Regions from separate parts of the Homo sapiens genome. Here region 1 is linked to region 2. A link is a loop called in an ENCODE intact Hi-C map of the cell type or tissue named here. Cell type or tissue: right lobe of liver. All regions are shown on one strand. Links, peaks and the distances in the headings refer to the core of each region. The heading gives the core; the rest is flanking DNA.

What was found. Peaks named below come from ENCODE experiments on the same cell type or tissue, not always from the same donor. Only the 100,000 strongest peaks of a DNase experiment are listed, where the experiment ranks them.
Region 1: a loop joins it to region 2, with 4 times the contacts of the local background. A loop is called at or near these places in 107 of 110 quality-filtered maps.

Annotation. Positions count from the first base shown.
Region 1 is chr2:41,875,468-41,887,293 of GRCh38, reverse strand. It overlaps LINC01913 (long intergenic non-protein coding RNA 1913), which reads right to left and starts at 9,739. Exons shown (of 3, transcript NR_033996.1): 1 at 9,516-9,739. In right lobe of liver, for the core only: no CTCF peak of the experiment used is centred there; DNase peaks (open chromatin) are centred at 5,843 and 6,593; H3K27ac peaks cover 3,274 bases.
Region 2 is chr2:42,066,228-42,078,053 of GRCh38, reverse strand. No RefSeq gene overlaps it. Among named protein-coding and RNA genes, the nearest start is that of PKDCC, 24 kb to the right of the region's middle. RefSeq lists a silencer at 8,863-9,027. In right lobe of liver, for the core only: no CTCF peak of the experiment used is centred there; no DNase peak of the experiment used is centred there; H3K27ac peaks cover 932 bases.

The DNA.
Region 1 (11,826 bases), core at 1,624-9,623, 190 kb after region 2:
GAGCTTAGCTATATTTACAAAATTGTTTCTTTTTCTTTTTTTTGCTATGTATTACCAGTATTTTAATGGGTTAGTAGAGGGAGTGGAAGTCGATGTTAGCTCAGCGTGTAATGTTTCTGGAAACTGAAAATCTTACCGGGTTTTCAGATTGTTGAAAACAGCTTTCATGTTCCTCCCTAAGACTTCTCTAACCAGTTGCCCTTTACATGATGAGGTGTGTTATCTCGACTGGACTTTTATTCTGCTGTCCAGTTTGTTCATGTGCTTCCTGAAGAGTGGGACCCCAGCCAAAGCTGCATTCCTCAGCTATGGTCAGACTAAGAGGTCAGAAGCCACTGTCACTGTACATTCTGGATTCCACACTCTTCCCCATGAGGTCTTAGGTTCCAAGAAGTCTTTGGGCTAAAACATCACAGTGTTGGCAAAGAGTCAGCTTCCAAAACCCGTAGTGGGTGGAAAAAGAGTAAGAACTGTCATAAGAAGCTGGGAGGTTTTAAAAGGTAACTAGGATTTGGAGGAGTTAAGGTTAAAGAGATGTGGCCCAGCCTGTGGGGCCCTGCAGGGACATTCCTAGTCCTTTCTCAGGACGAATCATTTCATGGCAGAAAGCTGCAGGAGACAGCTTCAGTGTTTTCTTTATTATTTAGGTTATTATTTGCATTTGGTCTACTTTTTTCAGGCTTAGATTTTCTTTTTTCAGGATACTGTGCAAGCACCTTAAATCTCTGTTTAGAAACCTCGCTGTGTTCTGTTTGGTGTGTTTTGTTCTGATAAGCCTGGATTTTATAACTGCCAGGTCTTTTGTAGAATGGCTGGAAGCAGGGACCTGTAGTCTGATGAAGATAGTTGCTAAGGAATAATTCATTTAGTGTAGATTAGGAATCACGCCAGTTATCATCTCAAAAGGGAAGGACAGAGGGAGATGGAGAGAGGGGGAAGGAGAGAGAGAGAGTTATCAGGTAGAGAAAACCTGCTATGTGACCTTTCTAAATCCCTTAAACTCTGAGTCTCAATTTCTCTGTCTGTAAATAGAAAGCATTTGACATTGACTCCCCTGCCTCAGATGATCTGAGCTCTGATTTCTCTGGTAGAAAAAAAAAAAAAAAGACAGTGATGTAGGTTTGTGCTGCTGGGAAGAAAATATGCTGCATATCTTTCTTTCTTACTCTTTCTCTCTTTCTTTTCTTTTGATGGAGGCTTGCTCTGTCGCCCAGGCTGGAGTGCAGTGGCGTGATCTTGGCTCACTGCAACCTTCGCCTCCCGGGTTCAAGCAATTCTCCTGCCTCAGCCTCCTGAGTAGCTGGGATTATAGGCACCTGCCACCACGCCTGGCTAATTTTTGTATTTTTAGTAGAGACAGAGTTTTACCATGTTAACCAGTCTGGTCTCGAACACCTGACCTCAGATGATCTACCTGCCTCGGCCTCCCAAAGTGCTGGGATTACAGGTATGAACCACCGCCCCCAGCCGCATATCTTGCTTATCTTGTAGCTACATGTCTCAGAATGGCAGTTTTAAATTCTCGAAGTAATAATAATAGCAGAATTTTCTACAGTGCTCACAGTGGGCCTGACACTGTCCTAAGCACTTTATCAGCCTGTCTCGTTTAATCCTCACAATATCCGCATGAGCTAGGTACTGCTACTATCTTCATGCTGGAGGTAAGAAAACAAAGACACAGAAAAGTAACTTGTCCAAGGTCACACAACTAGAGTATGCCAGAACTGGGATTGAAACACAAGTCATGGGACTCTAGATTTAGTGCTGTTAGCCCACAGATGTTAAGAGCTGAGAGGTAGGGAGCTTGGGGAAATTCAGAAAAGCCATGAAGATACTTTTTTCTTTGTTTGTTTTTGAGACGGAGTCTCACTCTGTCACACGCCACCATAACTAGCTAATTTTTTGTATTTTAGCAGGGACGGGACTTCACCATGTTGCCCAGGCTGGTCTCAAACTCCTGACTCAGGCAATCTGCTCATGTGGGCCTCCCAAAGTGCTAGGATTACAGGTGTGAGACGCCACACCTGGCCCCATGAAGATACTTTAAAAGCCCTGGAAAAAAAGAAAGAATAAAGGGGAGACAGCATAGAATGGGGGATTCGACTTAGTCTTGATGGGAAGGCATCTCAAGAAAGTATGTATTGAGGTGAGCTCTAGGGAATAAGAAGGTGTTAACTAGGCATGCCAAGGAAGAGCCTGGCAGGCAGAGGGGTTGGATATGCTGAGGGAACACAGTGAAGTCAGGAACTGGAAGGTATCTACGCACTTGGGGTTTAGAGAATAGGGGGCGTGGGGCAAAATAAGGCTGGGCAGGTGGGCAGGGGCCTGCCCATGCAGGGCTTTCGGTGCCTCTGTGTTTCTCAGGGTTTCTCACCCTTACCACAATTGGCATTTGGGGCTGAGTTAGTCTTCGTTGTGGGGACCACCCTGTGCAGTGTAGGATGTTGAGCAACAACCCTGGCCTCTACCCAGTAGGTGCAATAGTATTCTTGCTCTGAGTCGTGACAACCAAAAATGTCTCCAGGTATTGTCAAGTATCTCCCAAGGTGAAAAATTGTCCCTGGTAGTACATCACTGAGCAAGATATTTCACTCTCTTGGTATCCTTTCTCACAAGATGTCTACACAATGGACCCTGAGTCACAGGGTGACTTTCTAGACATGGGTATTGACTTGGATCTCCTTTGGCCAGGTTGTACCCCGGCCTGTCCAGGTAGGTAAAACCTCTTGGATTCTCTCCTTGGAACCTGCCACGCTCAAGCAGAGGTATTATCATTGTCAGGGTGGACAATGCTGAAATTAGTGCACCGAACTAGGAAATGAAGACCAGAGAAATGCATCAGGTTCAGAGCAAAAACAAAGGGTTTCTTTACAACCAGGGCATCTAATGTTTCGGCACGATACGATACTTTCCCAACTTGCCCAGTCCTCTTTCTCCTGAAACCAACGTCAGTGTGTAGGGCTCAACAAAGCAGGCCTTTTACAGAGAAAATGACCTTAAATCAAAGAGAATAGAAACAAGATACTTGGCATAAATGGTAATAATAACCAGATTCCTGTGAAGGGCTAAAATATTGCTACTTTAGTCAGTGATTGTTGTGGGAATTGTACTTTTCAAACTCAATATCAAGCCCTTCTGGAACTTTTTGTCAAGTGTTTTCTGCTGCTGCCAAGTAACCCAGGGAAAAGGAGAGAGTTGTTTTGTCTAGTGTGTTTCTTCTATCCCCGGAAAAATCAAGTTCTAGGTGGGCTGCTTTTTTTGTCTTTTTTTTTTTTTTTAATGGCATGAGTTGATGCAAACGCTGGTAGTCTGCCCTACCAAGATGTCCTTGAAGGATGACGTTTATCTAGGAGCTATCCTGGGCCCTTTGTTTTTTTGTTGTAGAAATTCTGACTTCCCTTGCCTTCAACCTGTAGGACTTCCAAGCAGGGCACAATTTGACTAAAACATCGTAATGCCAAAAAGATTGTCCACAAAGAAAACTGTGCACTAGCCTTTTTCACATTTCCTGGTCTGTTCCCCTGATTCCTTGCACCTCTTACCTGAGATCATGACCTCTTCCAGACGGCCTGTGTCCTGCCTGGAGGCCACCCCCGCAGAGGAAAGCCTGCTCCGAAAAGCCACTTTGTCTCTTAGCCTGGAGATTATTTGGGGCAGACCGTGGCTCTGGGTAGGGGGCCAGAGCACTCTGTCCAGGTCATAACTAACTTCTAGTTGCCTGTCTCTCCTGTTAAATGATTATCCCTTTTTCACAGTTGAAAAAGGAGGCAACTCAAAATTAGAGTTGAACTTAAGGCAAAAAGTCTGAGGTGTCAACAACAACCACCACGATAATAGTGAATATTAAGTAGTTATTGTCAGCCCTATGTTAGGTGGTCTGTATACGTTATCTCATTTAATTATTACATTACCTCTGTGAGGTAAGTACTATCACTGTGCTCATTTTACAGATGAGAAAACTGGGGCTTAGCGAATTAAATAATTTGCTCAAGGTCACACAACTTTAAAGTGGCAGAGCCAGGGCATTCAAAGCTGAAGTATTCCTTGTGCCCTCTACTCTTTGTTGTCTCTCTTGATCCTTTTAGAGGCTTTACAAAAATATTTGGAGGAGGCTCTTGGTGTTTCTATAGAATTCCACCTTTGGACACATGGAAATCTTGATAACAAATCTTAACTATTTCTGAAAAAGTTGATCTCATGTATGGCTTTTGGGCTGTGCTGGGATGGACATATTCTCTGCCCCTTATTTAAATTATGTTGATATTCGTCCGGGTGCTGTGGCTCATGCCTGTAATCCCAGCACTTTGGGAGGCTGAGGTGGGTTGATCACCTGAGGTCAGGAGTTTGAGACTAGCCTGGCCAACATGGTGAGAACCTGTCTCTACTAAAAAAAAAATTAAAAAACCAGCTGGGTGTGGTGGCGTGTGCCTGTAATCCCAGATACTTGAGAGGCTGAGGCATGAGACTCACAGGCTGAGGCATGAGAATCACTTGAACCCAGAAGGTGGAGGTTGCAGTGAGCCGAGATCGCACCACTGCACTCCAGCATGGGCAACCGAGCAAGACTCCTTCTCAAAAAACAAACAAAACAAAAAATCCAAAGAAAGCTTTATAGTTACAAATATCTGTTTCATTGATCAAGTTTATCATCACCTTTATGGATACTATTTATAAAGATAATATGGATTTTTACCTCTTGGCATCATGGTAAACCAAGGTGATATCACTGGGCTTTGGTTTATTTGTAAATGAACGATTTGGGCAGCTTGATCTCTACAGTCTCTTGCCTTTACACTCTGGTGTGCACACGGACATACACACATGTGAAGCCCACTTAAAGACCTGGCATCCCCTTCATGAGGCATCAGTCATGGCCCACTGGCTCCCAAAATGTAGAATTCAGGTTCCAGGTGGCCATCAGCATGGCTGAGGATTTGTAAGTCCAGTCATCTAAGCAGCTGGCCTCTTCACCCAGGAGGCTGCTGTCCACCTACAGCCTCCAGCCCTCATTATAGCTCAGGATATATAAACAGTGACGGGTATAAACTAAACTAGTTTGCCTTCAAGGAGCTCCTGCCCTTCTTAGGGAGGGCCCTTGAGCCAGTCTTTTCACTCTGTAGGCTCAAGAAGAAACTGAACCCAGTCCCCAACTTCCGTGGGCAACAGGAAAACGCCACAGAAAGACCAGGTCGTAGAGCTACCATTCCAGGCATGAGTTTCCCTGGGACAAACTTGCCATGGAAAAGGCCCAAGAGAGGAAACGTGTGGAGCCCAGAGTAAAGGAAAGAGAGAAGGATGATGGTTAATCCTGTTTAATGGTTAATTCTGGGTATGCTGGTTAATCCTGGGGGCCTCAGAAGATGACCCATCCTAGAAAGTTGCCTCCCCACAAGGTCTGTCGGTACTGATCTCATATGCGGGTAAAGAAGGACCCAGCGGAGGAAGAATGGGCTTAGCTGAGCACATTCACACGTATGAGAGGAAACTTTGCCACAGTGTAGGAAGAACCAAGTGGGTGTGGGAAGCCAAGTTGGTCATTGTCGCAGCAATCCGGATGCATAAGAAGTAAAGAGGAGAGAAAAAATTAGTCATCTAAAATTGATTGAGGTCAAAATTATGGCATCCCAATTGGAGGCAAACCATGATAGACTTAAAAAGATTGGAAAGTGTTTGTTGTGTGGTGTAAAGCAGGGGTTAGTTTGCAAAGTATAGCCTGTGGGCCAGATATGGCCCACTGGCCTGTTTCTACAAATGCAGTTTATTGGAACATCCATCTACTCATTTATGTATTACGTATGGCTGCTTTTGTGTTGCAATGGCAGAGTTGAGGAGTTGCAACAGAGACCATCTGGCATACAAAGCCTGAAATATTTACTATCTGGCCCTTTACAGAAAAGAGGCAAGGACACATTGTTCCGAGTCCTGGATCCACAACTTTGGATGCATACTAGCTTTTGTAACCCACCTTTCAACGTCTGAATTTCTCATCTGTAAAATGGGGGACTATGTTACCTGTGCCCACTAACCACTTCACTCACTGAGGAGTGAAGACACTGAATGAAATGAGTGTGAAAATGTACATTAAGATCTAAAGAGTTATGCAAATGCAAAGTGTTATTAGGTCTGTTTTGTAATATTTGGCAAAAGAGAGAAGACGGAGAAAGTTGATTTTTTTCTCCAATGAGGCTAAAGAGAAAATAAACAATAAAGGTTGCCAAAGGGCATGTGCACCCTTTTATTTGTGTCAGTTAATGTGTAGTTTCCAGTCAATGGAAGCTCGGTTATTAAAATTAAAGAGGAAGAAATAAAATTCACAGCCACCTTGAAAGGACTGAACAGATTCATTAACAGTGAGGTACAGTCAGAGTGGGTAGAGGTACAGGTCTGAGGGTGTGCTGACCCACCTGGGAGCAACAGAGTGGGACTGAGGGAAGGGAAGAATGAGAAGACAAATCAGGAACTACTGCCTGGGATGTGTTTATATGGGCAATTAAACATTGTTTATCTGGAATTCAACTTAGCTGGGCATCCTGTATTTTTATTTGCTAAATGTTGCAACCTTCCCCCACCCTGAGTGGTTTTGGTAGGGCAACCAATCACAGGACTCTGCTCCCTGATCACGGAGCTTGTTGATGTTCAGTCCTGCAACTCTGAATCTTAAGCAGAGAGAAATAAGGAGAGAAGGCAGTTGGAGCTGATCATCTGATGGCAATGTTCCAGAAAGATCTTCAGAGCTGCCCAGTTCTATCTTTCCCAGGACTGTAGTTCAGGCTTGCTTTTAATCTCCAAACTATGCCATTCGTTTCCAATCTATCCCTTTCTGTTCCTTAAACTAGTCAGAGTTGGTTTCTGTTGCTTGCTGTCAAAGAACCCTAACCTAATATCTCAAGACACCCAAAACAGTATCCAATAAACCATGGGGATGGGTAAAGGGGTGGACAGAGAGGGGAGGAGATTAACTAGGGAAGGCTGTTTTTGAGTGTAGATCTGGACATAGGCAGAAGAGGGGTTGGGGGAGTGGTGAGAGTATTCTCAAAATCTGGTGAGTTATTTATGTCTGCTATAACAAGAAGAAATAGGGAACTACTAAAGGCTCTTGAGTAGGGGAAGGACTTGATAAAAATGACATTCAATTTAAAAAAATATTTCCAAAGCTGGCCTTTAAGTGTCTTGGAGGGGAAGTTGGTGGCAGGGAAGCTGGCTGGGGGGCTGGCTCCATGGTCCAAATGATAGTCCAGGGGTCTAGTGTGTAAGAGTGAGGCACTGAGAATGAAGAGGAAGAGAAAAATGGTGAGAATCAGCTCAGAGGAGACTGTGGGATTTTAATGACTTTCTGGTCATGGGGAATATCCAAGAGCAGGGAGGGAAGAGCTCCAATTGGGTCATGAGCCACAGTAACTCAGCTGTGGGGGCTCCATGACCATGGGCTTCCCAGGACCTGTGGCTGCAGGGTGGGCCCATGGTGGGGGTGGTCTGAAAGGAGCAGCTCTTGGAGGCCCTTGGGCCCATGATCCTTGTTGGCTGTGTCTCCACTCTCGGGGAGGGCTGTGGTGAGTACAGGCTGCAGCAGAAAGTGACAGGGATGATTAAAGGGATGGAAAATCAGGCCCATGAAGAGAGGTTAAAGGACTGCAGCTATTTAGCCTGGGGAAGAGAGGTAGTCATGTAACAGCTCCCTTCAAGTCCATGCAGGGTGACTGGTAGACGTGTGCTAGGCAGCTGCCCGGTGCAGCTGCCCGGCACAGCTGCATATAGGGGGAGAGAGCACCCCTGGAGCGAGCACCTCTGCAGCGAGGGAAAGGCACGCTCCCGAGGGAGGCAGAGGCATAATTACAAAGGCTCTTTTGTGGTTTCTGAAGGCCCCTCTCCCCTCCCCTTTGTTTTTTGCATCTGTCATTATGCTGTGCAAACCACAGCCAGGCCTCTTGACAGCACCAATATCTGCCTTCCTGAACACTCGGAAGGTAACGTGGCTATAAAATTGACAAGTTAGATAAATACTAGTACAAAGGGTAGACTGTGTGTAGCTTTGTGCAGCCTTCTGACTGGTCTCCCACCCCGACCTGGATAAATCCTCTGTCTGCATCCCTCTGGTCACCCCCAGCCTCGTCCATTCCATCTGGGCTCCTTCTGACGGACTCCCCAGGAGCTCACATTTGCTCGGCCTCTTTGTCTAATTTGTCACTTTGACAACTTGAAAGGTCTTTTATTTCTTCCCAGGTCAAATATGTTTCATTTCACTTAAAAAAATTTTTTTTAAAGCTTCCTTTTTTTTTTTTGGCCAGGCCACACTCTTGCTGTCTTGGCTGGGCTGCCACAGTTTTCCCGGAGGAGGCCCCAAAGCCCTTGGCCCACACTCCTCAGATCGCTGCTAGGGTAACTGAGGGCCTCCTCCCGTGGTGACTGTGTTGCCCGGATCCTCAGCAGAGGCCGTGTGGGCAACATGGTCATGGAAGGAAGGTAGCTTATGAACTCCGCATTCAGACACTTCAGAATTGGAGCTGGGCGGGGTGGGTTGGGGGATGGGAGGAGGAGGGATGGGGAAGGAACATTAGTCAGGATCCACCACCAAAGTGTTGGAATCTGGCTGTCCAAAAGCCCAGAGCTAAAATTTATTTGGTTTTGGTCCTGTTGTTAATGAACAGAGGGTGTCAGCGAACCTCACTCAGTGTTAGCCCAGTCTCCTGAGTAGGTGAGGAGAACCTGGAAGCCATAACCCCACCAAGAAGTTCTGTCAGGGAGCAGGGAATTTAGACCTCATCAGATGCCTGTGGAGTGACAGAGATCCCATTCACCACCGACAGCCTCCAGCTCATACCCTAGCAGCGATCGAGGAGGTGTGGGTAAGGGGTCTTTGGGGCCGCCTCCGGGAGAGACTGTGACTCGCTGGACCCATTATGTGCTGTGGCCAAAGCCCTTGACATGGATGGGGAAGGGGTACGGGAGAGGAGCAGGCACAGAGTCTGCTCATCCAGGGATTCCCAGACGAGCTGAGCCTCTCCCTAAACAGGAGTAAATGCCCCAAATCCCCTTCTTGCCAGGGATATGGGGATGCCCTAGGGGCAGGCCTAGCTTGTACTTCCCCCTGTGAGTCCACAGCGTGCAGCACGGGGCTGAGCACCCAGTGAGCAGATGGCTCTGAGGCTGGCAGTTCAAGCAGTGGGGCCTCAGAAACAGGCAGAACTGCCCGCCGTTCTCCAGCTGCGACTGCCCTCCTCTGCATCTGCTAAGTGGGCATGACTGGCACCCACCTCTAGAGCTGCTGTGAACATCGAGTAGCACCGTGCATGACCTGGGTTTGGCATGCTTGGCATGGAGTGAGACCCCATAATGTTAGCTACTGTTGTATTAATAATAATTTATTTTCAATATGACTTATTTAATGGAATGGATGAAGCAAAGGACGAGATTCAGCGGGAAGGGCTGGGCTTCGAGACCTGATCCTTTCTCATTTTAATGCTGCTCCCTCACTGTGGTCAGCCTGAGTGGGATCGGCTGCCCGGCCTTCATTTTACCTTTGTTGCCATCTCTCTTTGCGGTGGTTCTTTCTCTTCCTCCTCCTCCGCCTCATAAGCAAAGGGTAAGGCACAGTTCTGAATCTTTGGTTCTGTAAAGAGGCGTGCCCATCTCTGTGCTTGATTCCACTGGAAAAATAAGAACAATTCCTATTATTTTCGGTTCCGAGACCTTGAGTGTGTCAGGCTTCAGGTTCACTTCCTACATCTCTCCACGTTGCCCGGATCTGCAAGTAATTTAACCTTGTTTTTATAGAGCGCAAAGACGTTCCGCTTGTTTACACTGGAGACAAATTTTCCTCAATTGACGCAATCCTATTGATTAAATAATGACCTTCTTCCTCATTTAAAGGTAATTTCGGTTGGTATCATGACGTGGAGGAAGAAAATGAATGCCTTTTCTGTCTTGCTGTCTGAAGGGCAGGCAGTGAGGGCCGACTCCCAGAGCCCTGGGCAGGGCCCTCTCATTTTTCTCACCTGTTCTGGAACTTCATCAGGCGTCGGAGTGGGGCTAGTGCTGGGACCCCTTGAGGAGGTGGGCTAAATAGGACCAGTCTTGATTAGGGAAATTAAAAAGCCAGCATTTGCTATGTAATAAGATGTCAAGGCTGGGGCAGAGTAGATGCTACTTTGTTTTAAAACTTGATTTGCTTTCAAGACTTGTACGTAAATTACTTTTCAAGCTCATATCACACGATATAGTCCGGGCATGTCATTTGAGCCAAGGATTTAAAATCAAAGGGAAAGGCAATGTGCAAGTTCAGGAAGAACTTCAGGGAACAGCTCACACAGGAGAGACACAAAGATGGGAGCCTGGGGTGGTGAGAGAGTTGTTGGGTACTCTTGGGTAAGTCCTTTAACTTCTTCTGGGTCTAGATTCCTCATTGGTAAAACAGGGGTGACTGGATCAGATGACTTCTAAGGTACTTTCTTGGTTCTATGTTCTGTGATACGATGGAATCTGGAGACCCGGTTATTATTTGCTTCCATTCCAGATCCGTGTACTGTCTATTTCCATAAGGATAAGACCAGTGGATGACATTTGGAAGGATGGGACCTCTGTTGTTCCATTTTCTTTCTGTGAGGTCAGGTCAGTGCATTGTGTGTTAGCAATGCCATTTAAGAAATAGATATCCCTATATGTTCTGTAGGAGAATGCATATTTTGCAATGATCTGAAAAATTATCCTAATGCAAATACAGAGTGGCATAAATACCATGGCTGGACAGGAGCTAGACATGAATAAAAGAAAATCGGAGCTGACATTTTAAAGGTTTTTGCCCTATTATAGGCACATCTAGGCATTCCTTCATTTTCTCTTTACCAGAGGTTGGCAAACATTTTCTGTAAAGAGCCAGACAGTAAATATTTTAGGCTTTGTGGGCTATAACATCTTGGTTTTAGCAATTCAACTTTGCTGTAGTAGCAGAAAAGCAGTCACAGGTAAGATGTAAACAAATGTGTGTGGCTATATTCCAATTAAACTTTATGACCCTGACATTTGAATGTCATATCCTTTTCAGGTGTCACAAAATATTTTCTTGATTTTTTTCAACCATTTATAATGTAAAAACCATTCTTAGTTCATAGGCCTTCACAAAAACGGTCGGTGAGCCAGATTTGGCCCCATAACCACAGATCGCTGACCTCTTTTCTTTATTACAGTCCTTTAAGGGAGGAAGTATTTTACCGATGAGAAAAATCAAGGCTTAATGGGGTTAAATAACTTGCCTAGGTTTACCAGTTAGAAGCAAAAGAGCTGGAAGGTAATCTAAAAGGCCAGGTTCAGGCCGGGCATGGTGGCTCATGCCTGTAATCCCAGCACTTTGGGAGGCCAAGGCAGGAGGATTACTTGAGGCCAGGAGTTCGAGACCAGCCTGGGCAACATAATGAGACTCTGTTTTTATATATTTAAAAAAAAAAAAGCAGGCATGGTGGTGCATATCTGTAATCCCATCTACTTGGGAGACTGAGGTGGGAGGATAACTTGAGCCCAGGATTTTGGGGCTGCAGTAAGCCGTGATCATGTCCTTGACCCCCTCCAGCTTGGGTGACAGCAAGATCTTGTCTCAAAAGAAAAAAAAAAAAAAAAGAAAAGCCAGATTCAAGAGCTTAAACACCTACCCTTTAGGGATATCCAGCTAGAGTGATAGAATGTGAAAGACTTTGCTCCCTCTGACATTGATAAATAGTTACAAAATCTCCTTTTTAATCATTCTTACTTTTTCATGATGGTTCACATTCAAAACATTAGAGCAAGATTGGTGTCTCACAAGGCCGGGATACCTGGCTGGCTTAGAAATTACATGGG
Region 2 (11,826 bases), core at 2,170-10,169:
CCCATCTGGTAGCTGAATATGCTGCTTGCAAGTAATATGGTAAATGAGAATAGCTTAGGCACCTATCTTGCAACCAGGGTGTCTAAAGTGGCATTTATATTCACAAACAAAAGTAAGGATCAAGCTATGCAGATGAATCGTGGCCCGTGGCCCAAGTCCCACTGTATCCTTTTGTTTTCCCACAGGACAGTGGGGGCAGTTGGTGGGAGATGCAGGCTCAGGACCCCCTGTGGTTGTACAGCCCAGCCTCAATGCCTTGGATCTCTGGTCACTTAGTTTTGCCCGCACGGTCACCCACTTCCTACAGAGGCAAATTAGGTGGTGGAGCTTGTGTTATAAGGAACGGGGCCAGGTGGTCAGGAACATCGTAGGAAGAGGGTGCATATTAGCCTGGGGTTTTGGACCCCTCTTTTCCCAGCTGGGGAGATGGGGAGTCCTCTTCCTGACCAAACTCCAGCTTTCAGCAGCCTCAGGCTGTGCACTGACTTGGGTTCCTCCTCTAGGGGCTGCCCATGTCATGGGTTTCAGGGCTGGGCTTTAGGTGGGAAAGGATGTTGTGACCAGCAACTGGGAGAGGGATTCCTGGGGCACAGGAGGATTTCTGGGAGGCAAAGACTGAGGAGAGAGAGAGAATAGGGGTTGCAACAAGTTGCCAAGCAGAAAGGAGGGCTGATGAAAGTTACAAAGCCTGATAATCTTCCATCCTCAGAACTTTTCATCTGTAGCACAGAATTTAATCAGATGTTTAAAGATCCCAGAGAAACAAATGAACAAACCCAAGAGTAGAGAACAGAATTAGAGGACAGGTGCAGTGTCTGCATTATTATGACAGTAAAGACAGATATTCAAACTGGCTGTGAGATTGGTTTTGGAATTCTATTATGTTGCTATGGGTAAAGAGGCCCATTTCCTGAGATAGGAAAGGTAGGAATGGGGTGGGAGGAAGTGGTCATGAATCTCTGGAGACAGCAGTATCCGCATCCTTATTAGCCAGGAAGATGCAGGTTGAAACCAGATGGCAGATATTTCATCACAAACAGCATCTGTCAGAGACAGGGCATGTTGTGGGGTAGGGGCCCACGTGTCTGGTGCCAGCATGTCAGGCCAGCGAGCAGCTTTTCTTGAGCTGCTAGTGTGTGCTCAGCCATTATTGTGGTGTCACCCAACTCAGGACATTCACATCGTATCCTAAGTGAATGCCACTCCTTGAAGCACGTCTCAGTTATTTATTGTTACATGGGCAAACCACCACAAAACTTCATGGTTTAAAACAATTTATTCTTATTTTTCATGGTTCTGTGGGTTGACTGGGCTCAGCCGGTTGGTTCTCACTTGGGTTCTCTCATGTTGATAAAGTCAGATGTCAGCTGGGCTGCAGTCCTACAAGGGCTTAAGGAGGCTAGATGATCAAGGTGTTCCATTCACCTGACTGGCTGATGCTGGATGTCCATGTGGGGCTCAGCCGGGGTTGTTGACTTACATGTGGTTTTTCCATGTGCCTTGGGTTTCTCACAGCACGACGGGTTCTGAGAGGGAGTGTCCCAAAAGCAAACATTCCAAGAGGTCCAGGCAGAACCTGCAGGGTTTCTTGTGACTTAGTCTTGGATGTACAAGGATATTGTTTCCATTGAATTCCATTTGTCCAGTTCAGATTCGAGGGAAGGAAATTAGACTCTACCTCTTTCTCTTTTTCTTTTTCTTTCTTTCTTCCTTCCTTCCTTCCTTCCTTCCTTCCTTCCTTCCTTTCTTTCTTTCTTTCTTTCTTTCTTTCTTTCTTTCTTTCTTTCTTTCTTCTTTCTTTCCCTTCCTTCCTTCCTTCCTTCTTTCCATCTTTCTTTTTTTTTTTGAGACAGAGTCTCGCTCTTTTACTCAGGCTGGAGTGCAGTGGCATGATCTTGGCTCACTGCAACCTCTGTCTCCTGGGCTCAAGCAATCCTCCCACCTCAGCCTCCCAAGTAGCTGGGACCACAGGTGCATGCCACTATGCCCGGCATGTTTTGTATTTTTTGTAGAGACGGGGTTTCGCCATGTTGCCCAGGCTGGTGTCAAACTCCTGGGCTCAAGTGATCCACCTGCCTCGGCCTCCCAAAATGTTGGCATTACAGGCGTGAGCCACTGCACCCAGCCCAGACTCCACATCTTGGTGTAGGAGTAGCATGTGGGCACAGAGAGGTGAGGAATTGATGGTGGTATCTTTGGAAGCAAGCTACCACACACACCACCTAGGACCAGGGCTGGCTCCATTGTTTTGCAACCTGTGCAGTTGCACATGGCCCTGGGCTTGGAAGGGTCTTGCACTTGGCTTAATGCTGTATGGCCACCATCTTGAAGTTTTTAACAATGTTTAATAAGGAGCCTGTATTTTCATTTTACACTGGACCCCACCAATTGTGTAGCAAGCCCTGCACAGGACTTACCGTGAAGGTACTGCTTGGATTTGTGCAGCGTGATGAGGGGAGGGCATCTGCAGAACTCTGCACTATACAGATCTGACTCCTGCCTATGGAGAACTTACAGAGCAGCTGAAGAAACAAGACTTACTTGAAACACTGAAACTAGTAAATGCCAGTATCTGGGCAGGGGTTAGGCTGTGATTGCCCAAGGAGGGCGAAGACAGGGTGGGAAGAATCCTCCATTTTGCATGCTCTCTTGGAGTCATATTCAGATTCTGAACCCGTGCTGGGCTCAAAGCCTTCCTTCTCTGGGGCCAGAAAAGCTTCCAGGAATCTTAGAAATGTCTTTTTCCTCTCCCCACCCTACCTCTTCCCTTACCCTTGTTCCCAGGATTCTTCAGCTGGGGGCCTTGAAGGGAGGGGCTTCCAATATCAGGACTGGCTCCTGGGGTGGCTAGGGGGAAAAGGGAGTGTGGGGTGCCTGGGAAGAGTGTAAGAATGTAAGTGGAGCTTGCAGGAGCTCCATGCACGCTCAGGCCAAAAGTCTCAGGTGAGACACTGGAAGAGACCTGAAGGAAGCTGGGCCACATGTGGCCTTGGTGTGGGGGAGCACATGGAGGGGTGGGAGGAGGAAGCTCTCTGGTCTTCTCCAAGGAACATGCTGAGTGCTCTGGTGTCCTGAACAATGCCTCCCACATGGTCCGCAGCCAGATACCTCACCATTCCCCAAGGCACAGGGCATGCCTTCTTCCATTGTAGGAAATGACTCAAAGAGCCCCCTAGTGCCTGGGCTCAGCCCAGCCCCTAACCAGGGGGTGAAGACAGTCCCTGAGGGACGCACCACTTGTTTACAGACAATGCCTGGTTTCCTTCAAAGGTCTCATCCTACTGTGTTGAGCCTGCAAAATAATCTTCTGATTGTGCACATTAACAGGACATACTTTTCCACCAGAGACAGCTGACCCATTTCCAATTTTGTGAGACTGAGAGGGTGAAGGAGGATGCTGCTCCCTGGGGAGCTGGCTCTAGTATTTCTCAAAAACAGAGACACTTGCAAGTGGTTCATACAAGGCCCCATAGATAGTCATTCTTGGCTGTGCTGGCAATTGCCTGTTTGCTCTCAGATTGGTTCCTTGCCCCTCCAGGATTCCTCTGCAGGAACTACATTTCCCAGGCTCCTTGCCCATGGCTTCCAGGGTGAGTTAAACCAATGTGGGGTCCTGGCAGGAGACTTTAAGGCAGTAGGAGGGGGAAAGTTAGGATGTTCATTTCTCTTTGCTGCTCTCTGCTTCCTGTGGTGTCTTTGGCAGAATCTGGGTTTCTTCATGGTTCCAGCTCACAACACATGTTGCCTCTCTCTTTGGTTGCCAGTTCCCACTGGGCAGCCTTGGCTTTGGGCTCTGGTAACCCCACTTCCTCTCTTTCCTCACCCCCTCCAGCCTGAGGGCAGAAGTGTCTCCCTGCTGCTTCTCACCTCTGGATTGGTTCATCATCCCATATGTGGCTTTTCTTTTTTGTTAATTCACCTATGTAACCTCTTCTCTCTATTACATTTCCTGCTGGGAAGATCTAAACTAATCTAAATTGTTGGTCATTCTGCTTTTTGCGTATCCAGGAAGGCCTGGAGGTCAGGGAAGTTCTGTGACTCTGGTTACTCCATCCCTAACTCCAAATAGATTCCATGGAATTCAGCTCCAGCTGGATCCATATGCTATGCACATGAGTAACCGTATTCTAAAGCCAACAGCAAACTGAGAAGGCAGCCTGGCCTGCTCCCAGCAAGCCCAAGTCACTTCAGACCATTTTGCTAGGGAGGTAGAAGAACAGCCAGAGCAGGGTGGACAATGTGGTTGACATGCCAAGAGGTTGGGGTAAGGGGTGATCTAGTGACTACAGTCTGCCCTTATGGGGCACCCCAATATGGTGTCTATTCTCATTGCTCACACCCTTAAGTTTTGGAGGCCAGTGATTAAGAGCACGCATGTGTGACTTGGGAAACCATAAAAATGTGTGTGAAGCTTAGGAGCTAATGTACATGTACAAGCGAGGCTTAGCATCTTATGGAGATGAATATAGGTTCATTTCCTCTGTGAAGATGTGAGTTTAGAATAGATAAGCTTGAGCCTGGCTCCCAAGGTCACCCAGTCTCCAAGACAAAGTCTTCTGGGGTCATTGGCATGACAGAGGCCCAGAATGGAGTCTATGGAGGGGGTTGTTAGCCAAGCCTAAGGAGACATGTGGGAGATGAACCCAAGTTAGGGGCTATGGGGACCCTCACCTTCCTTCCTCAATTGAGGGAGTCTAGCCCTCTCTAGCCACGTCCCCTCCTGCAGACTGCTCCTTCCATTGGGGCACAGAGCAGAAGCCTAGGGACCTGTCACTTACCAGATGACTGTTGGAGGGCTGTTTAGGTTCTGATAGAGTGGGCTTTTCATTTTGAGAGTTGATTCTATTTCTTCATCAGTAAGTAGGAGCTAGGGAAGAGAAAGCATGCAAAAGGGCAAGAATCAGGAGAATTGATATAGTAGCTGGACAGAACTCTAGATGTGTGTGTGTGAGAGAAAGAGAGGCAGGGAGAAGGAGGGAGGAGTTACCCCCACGATGACCTCCAACTTCCCTTTCTGCACCCTCATCCTGGGGATAGCACAGGCTCAGGCCTGCCCTGGTTGCCCTGGCGATTGGCCTGGCCTGGGCTCAGGGGTGGGGGAGGGGCTGCACCACATTAGGACCTGCCGTACTCCAATCCCATGCAGTCCTCCTGCTCCTGCTGCTGCGTGCCTGGGCTCTGGTCATGCCAGGCTTCCTTGTGTCCTGCGTCTGTGGCCGGTTCCTGCCAACCTGTCTAGTCCTTTCAGGCTTGAGGCCCTGCATTGCTCTTTCTGGTCCTCTCCCCTCCTTCCCGCTCCCCATCTAGCCTTTTTTGGGTTCCGGGATCTGCTGACAGACTTTCTTCTTGCTGCCTGCCTGCTTACATTTCAGAAGACCCCTCTGGAACTGCCCATGGCTGTGGTCCACCTGCTGGTAGCAACGCCCTGTTACCAAATGCTAGATAATCTGCCACTCCCCTCTGCAGCCGCCAACTGGTGCTGAGCTGCCACCTGTTGTCTGTTTCCACACCCTTGTACACTGCATTCTGCCTGTCACTCTGGACAGCTGCCCAGCAGCTGCAGCTGAGGCCGTCCTGCCAGCACCTACCGCAGCCCCATGGGTGGTCCTGTCCAGTTCCTGGCGCTCCCAGCCTGCCTCATCTGCTGTACTTACAGAGCCACATCTGGTTGAATACAGAGCTGGGGTAGCCTGGATGGGCCCATGGCACACTCACTCCCAGAGAGGCGGGCATCCTCTCTCTGGACCTCTAGGGAAGGGCAGGGTCTGGAGCCCAATAATAAAACACAGTAATGATAATCATAGCTAATGTTTACTGAGAACTTAGGATGTGATAGGCTCAATGATTTACCAGAATTACTCTATACTGCATAACTACCCTATCAGGTAAGTACTATTAATATCCCCTTTCCCACATGAAGAAACTAAGGCTAAACAATAGAAATGAACCTGTGTAATGTCCCATGGGCATAATTCATGGAGCCAGGATTCAGAACCAGGTGCTTTACTTCAGGGCTGAAGCTCATAACCACTAGACCAAAGCGCCTCCTCCGTGACCTCTGGGGAAGGCCCAGCAACATCCTCTATTGCGTCCAATGACTTCTCCCTGGTCTGAGATCCACTGACTCACAGGGGTAGGGTTAAGGTTAAGGCCAGAGTCTCAGCTAAGCTTTGGATACTTTCTTCTGGATTTGGAGAAGGCTGGAATAACTGAATTTCTGCTCATCTTCAGGAGCGGCCTACTAGAGCCACACATTTCCCAGCTCTCCTTGTGTGTTTCCCAGACCCTTCTTCCATCGTGTCCTCTCCCTTAGGCTCCTGGAAAGTTTTCAGAGAGAATCACCCAGTGGTAACATTGTTAAACAAAACAGGAAAATGGGACTTGTGTGTATATATGATTAAATTATTAATTGATGGATCTACCTTCTTAGAAGGGTCAAAGACTGAATGAACAGAGAAGAAGAAAGGAGAGGGTCCCCTGGAGGTGGCAAAAGTCTTTTTTTTTTTTTTTTGAGATGGAGTCTTGCTCTGTTGCCCAGGCTGGAGTGCAGTGGTGTGATCTCAGCTCACTGCAAGCTGCACCTCCTGGATTCACACCATTCTCCTGCCTCAGCCTCCCGAGAAGCTGGGACTACAGGCGCCTCCCACCACGCCTGGCTAATTTTTTTGTATTTTTAGTAGAGATGGGGTTTCACTGTGTTAGCCAGGATGGTCTCGATCTCCTGACCTCGTGATCCACCCGCCTCAGCCTCCCAAAGTGTTGGGATTGAGCCACCGTGCCCAGCTGGCAAAAGTCGTTTTTGTTTATTATTTTATTTATTTATTTATTTATTTATTTATTTATTTATTTATCTATTTGAGACGGAGTCTCACTCTGTCGCCCAGGCTGGAGTGCAGTGGCGTGATCTCCGCTCACTACAAGCTCTGCCTCCCGGGTTCATGCCATTCTCCTGCATCAGCCTCCCAAGTAGCTGGGACTACAGATGCCCACCACCATGCCCGACTAATTTTTTGTATTTTTAGAAGAGACAGGATTTCACCATGTTAGCCAGGATGGTCTTAATCTCCTGACCTCGTGATCCACCCGCCTCAGCCTCCCAAAGTGCTGGGATTACAAGCATGAGCCACCGCACCCAGCCTATTTTTTATATTTTTTGAGATGGAGTCTTACTCTGTTGCCCAGGCTGGGGTGCAGTGGCATGATCTTGGCTCACTGCAACCTCTGCCTCCCGGGTTCAAGTGATTCTCCTGCCTCAGCCTACTGAATAGCTGGGATTACAGGCACCTGCCACCACGCCTGGCTAATTTTTGTGTTTTTGGTAGTGACAGGGTTTCCAGGCTGGTCTTGAACTTCTGACCTCAGGTGATCCACCCATCTCGGCCTCCCAAAGTGCTGGGATTACAGGTGTGAGCCAACACGCCCGGCCAAAAGTCTTTAAGGAAAAGAGGGAGGGGCTTTTTGGAAGAGGCAGTGGTGCAGATCACCTTGGCTTTAGCCCTGCCTCAAAGCAGCTATGGGGAGAGGAAAAGGAAGGATACGTGCTGGATTGGGGGTACTTCAGTTTCTAACAGAATAATTACATACAGGTGCTCCTTGACTCATGACATGATTACATCCCAATAAATCCATTGTAAGTTGAAAATATTGTAAGTTGAAGATGCATTTAATACACCTAATCTGCCAGACATCCAGCTTAGCCTAGCCTATCTTAAACATGCTCAGAGCACTTTAATTATCCTACAGTTCGGCAAAATCATTTAACACAAAGCCTATTTTATAATATGGGTTGAATATTTCATGTAATTTATTGAATATTGTACTAAAAGTGAAAAACAGAACGGTCGTATGGGTGCTCAGTGTACAGTTTCTACTGAATATGTGTAACTTTCACATGTTATAAAGTTGAAAAATTGTAAGTTGAACCATCATCATTTGGGGACCATCTGTACTGTGGATTGGTGAAAGGGATGGAGATGGTGTAGGATGGTGGTTTGGAGGGGTTAGATACAGGCATGACTACAACTGGGTCAGTTCACTGTTTCGTAGCGAAACAATGTTTGGTGATTTTTGCATCCCATTTATTCTTGGAAAAACAAGTTCTTGAGAAAGATATCAAGGGGCATCTCCTCTTCTCTTAGCAGCTTTCAGTTGTCATTCAGAAAGGAGACAGGTCTATTTTCTAGGAAGCCAGCATATGGGCTGCAGCCAACTCAGTCATACTGATATTGTAAGTCCTCAGTCCTACAATATGAGTACGTGGCTCTGCCCTGGGCCTTTCTCATTTGCAAGGCTCCTCCAGCCTGGCTGGGCTGGGCTGAGCTGGACAGGGAGCTGCTGCTCATCCCTCCCTCCTCCCGGGTTCATTTCTGTTTGGGAGTATGGGCAGGTTATGAGCTTCTGCCTTTTGGCTGTGCTTCCTGGGCACCAAGAAGGAAAAAGAAAAGGAAGGTATCTGTAGGCTCTAGGTTATTAGAGCCCAGGAGGGCAGAAGGGAGAAGGAAGGCAGATGGAGAGGAGGATGGACTAAACAGGCTGATGGATGGACAAATGAGCAGGCTCTCCCTCCTTGTCCAGCAGCAGAGGTAATGGTGGCATAAGGTGATGTGGATCAGGAACTGTCATTCAAAAGATGTGGACTGTAGGTAATAGCCTGCATGTCTTTGAAAGAATCTGGACCCTGGTGGGGAGAACCTGCGTTTGCACTGGCCTCTGCCATCAGCCTCAGCTCCTCTTGGCCACACAAGATCCCACCAATTCTAATGGACTTTGCAGGCTGAGAGGTGTTGCTGCAAATAGGTCAGGCTTTGTGGGGTTCCAAGGTTAGTCTTGGGGTAGTACCATGGCCATACCTGCCAACAGTGTCATTTTCCAGCAGCTCCAATAATTCAAAAGGTAATTCTGCCTTTTGATCTTGTCAAGGAGGGAGCTGTTTTAAAGGGCCAGGTGAGACGGGGACTCTGCAGTGAGAGTCCTGGTCTGAGTGCGGGGAGGGCTGGTGGAGCCCGGCGTGACCTCGGAGTTACATATGTGCACACCACATGCTGGGCCATATGTGCTGCTGCCTGGGCTCTGGAGGCTGTCAGGCCCTCCATGCTTGGAATAGTCGGGATCTGCTGACTTGACAAAATGGGGTAGGGGCTGGGCCACATCTGGAGGGGAGCGGGAAGGAACTCCCAGTGACTGGGCTGTGGAGGGACTTCCCACCTTCGCAGCCCTGAGCTCCCCCTTCTTTCTCCACAACCACAGGAGTGGTGTAATTCTCCTCACGTTAAAAGTAAACATCTGGCAGCATCTGCAATGCCCCAAATAAACAAAGAACTAATAGGAGGCATTCGTAACCACAACGGGTCCTGCATGGAGAAGGGAGGGACGCTTCACTGTACAGAAGCTAAAATGACTAAGTGGTGAGCCTCAGCTCATTCGTTTATTGATTGGTGATTAATTCATTGATCAGTGCACAAGCTCCTATAAGACCATGCTGATGCAGTTTTCCAATGCCCCCAGGGCAGCAGAGATGTCACGTCAACCTCATGGCACCAGATGGTCCTTGGTGTGCTGGGGACTGGGGATGATGGTTAGTCCTGGGGTGTCTGTTGCACCTTACTGCAAGTCCAGGGGCCAATATCCAGGGATCCGAGAACAGTGGGAAATCTGTGTGGCAAAGCCCTAGGGTCACTGCAGGGAAAAGGATCATTTTCTGGAAGTGGAGGTTGCCTGAAGCCTTTCATGAGAGATCAGAAGCAGACGCCAGCATAGAGGCAGATAGGATCCCTCCGTGGCGGAGATGCCAAAGATGCTCCCAACGATGAGAGGGGGAGGGAGACAGGGGAAGTGGAGCTGGAGCAGAAGAGGTGGCCACCTTTTAAGGTCAGTCCTCTGAAGCTGGCCAGTGTGCCAGACAGGGCAGTGGTATTGGAATAAACAGTGACGAACACACTGACTGCTGAAGTCAGATTGACAGCAAACTGGAAACAGAGCCTAGGACTGGCTGGCACCATCTGACAACTGAGAAGGGCTTAAGGATGAAATTGGTCATATTTGAACACCATCAAATTCATTCCTCACAGCCACACTAAATGTAAGCGACAGACAGAGAAATGAATTAATAACAAAAATGTCTCCAGCTTTCATGTTCTGGCAGGAGAAATGCTTCCAAGGAGGGACAGATTCACAAGCCTTCCTAATTCTGAGGACCAATGTTCTTCATCACCCTCGTCGCATGGTCGGGAGTGGTGCAGGGCTCGCCAAGGAAGAAGGGACGGAAGGACATGGAGAAGGTTTGGTTGTCTGAGTGCTAAGAAATCAGGCAGCTGGTTATAACTTCAGAAATGGGTCTCGTGCCAGAGGTCATAAAATCACTGCCAGCCGGTTGAATCCAGCTTTTAGACATTTTCTGTTTGGCCCACAAATGTCTTTTTATTTCATTTTAATTTTGAATTTGAACAAGTAGCCAAAGTGTACAAATCAGGAGAGTCACAAAAAATTCCAGCTTTCTTGAAATACCTATGCAAATCACGCCTAAGTTCTCCAGGTGGCCTTAGGCACCACTGATCCCTTCCCTGCTGGCTCTATAGTCATTTGTGATTCCAGCTCCTGTAGTAGGCCATCAAACACTTGTTAGGCATCAAAGAATTAGTGGGGCTGACTTTCCAACAGTCCAGGATAAATAAAGGTTATATAACAAAATGGGAGATTTTGGTCCCATTTTAGGCAGAAAGATCGAACTTCTTTTTTAAGACGTTGAAAGACAATATAAATAAAACCATTTGTATTAACCAGACAAAATCATGACACAGCCGGGCGCAGTGGCTCATGCTTGTAATCCCAGCAAGGATTTTGGGAGGCCAAGGCGGGTGGATCACCTGAAGTCAGGAGTTCAAGACCACCATGACTAATATGGTGAAATCCCATCTCTACTAAAAATACAAAATTAGCCGGGCGTGATGGCGCATGCCTATAATCCTAGCTACTTGGGAGGCTGAGGCAGGAGAATCCCTTGAACCTGGGAGGTGGAGGTTGCAGTGAGCTGAGATTACGCCATTGCACTCCAGCCTGGGCAACAAGAGTGAAACTCCATCTCAAAAAAAAAAAAAAAAAAAAAAAAAATCACAACACATATAAAAGGTTTGGCAATAAAGAAAAATACCTTTGTCAAAAACAAGAAATGGGGAAAGGCTTCCCTATTTAACAAATGGCGCTGGGAAAACTGGCTAGCCATATGTAGAAAGCTGAAACTGGATCTCTTCCTTACACCTTATACAAAAATTAATTCAAGATGGATTAAAGACTTAAATGTTAGACCTAAAACCATAAAAACCCTAGAAGAAAACCTAGGCATTACCATTCGGGACATAGGCATGGGCAAGGACTTCATGTCTAAAACACCAAAAGCAATGGCAACAAAAGCCAAATTGACAAATGGGATCTAATTAAACTAAAGAGCTTCTGCACAGCAAAAGAAACTACCATCAGAGCGAACAGGCACCCTATGGAATGGGAGAAAATTTTTGCAATCTACTCATCTGACAAAGGGCTAATATCCAGAATCTACAAAGAACCTCAAACAAATTTACAAGAAGAAAACAAACAACCCCATCAAAAAGTGGGCAAAGGGTATGAACAGACACTTCTCAAAAGAAGACATTTATGCAGCCAACAGACACATGAAAAAATGCTCATCATCACTGGCCATCAGAGAAATGCAAATCAAAACCACAATGAGATATCAGCTCACACCAGTTAGAATGGCGATCATTAAAAAGTCAGGAAACAACATGTGCTGGAGAGGATGTGGAAAAATAGGAACACTTTTACACTGTTGGTGGG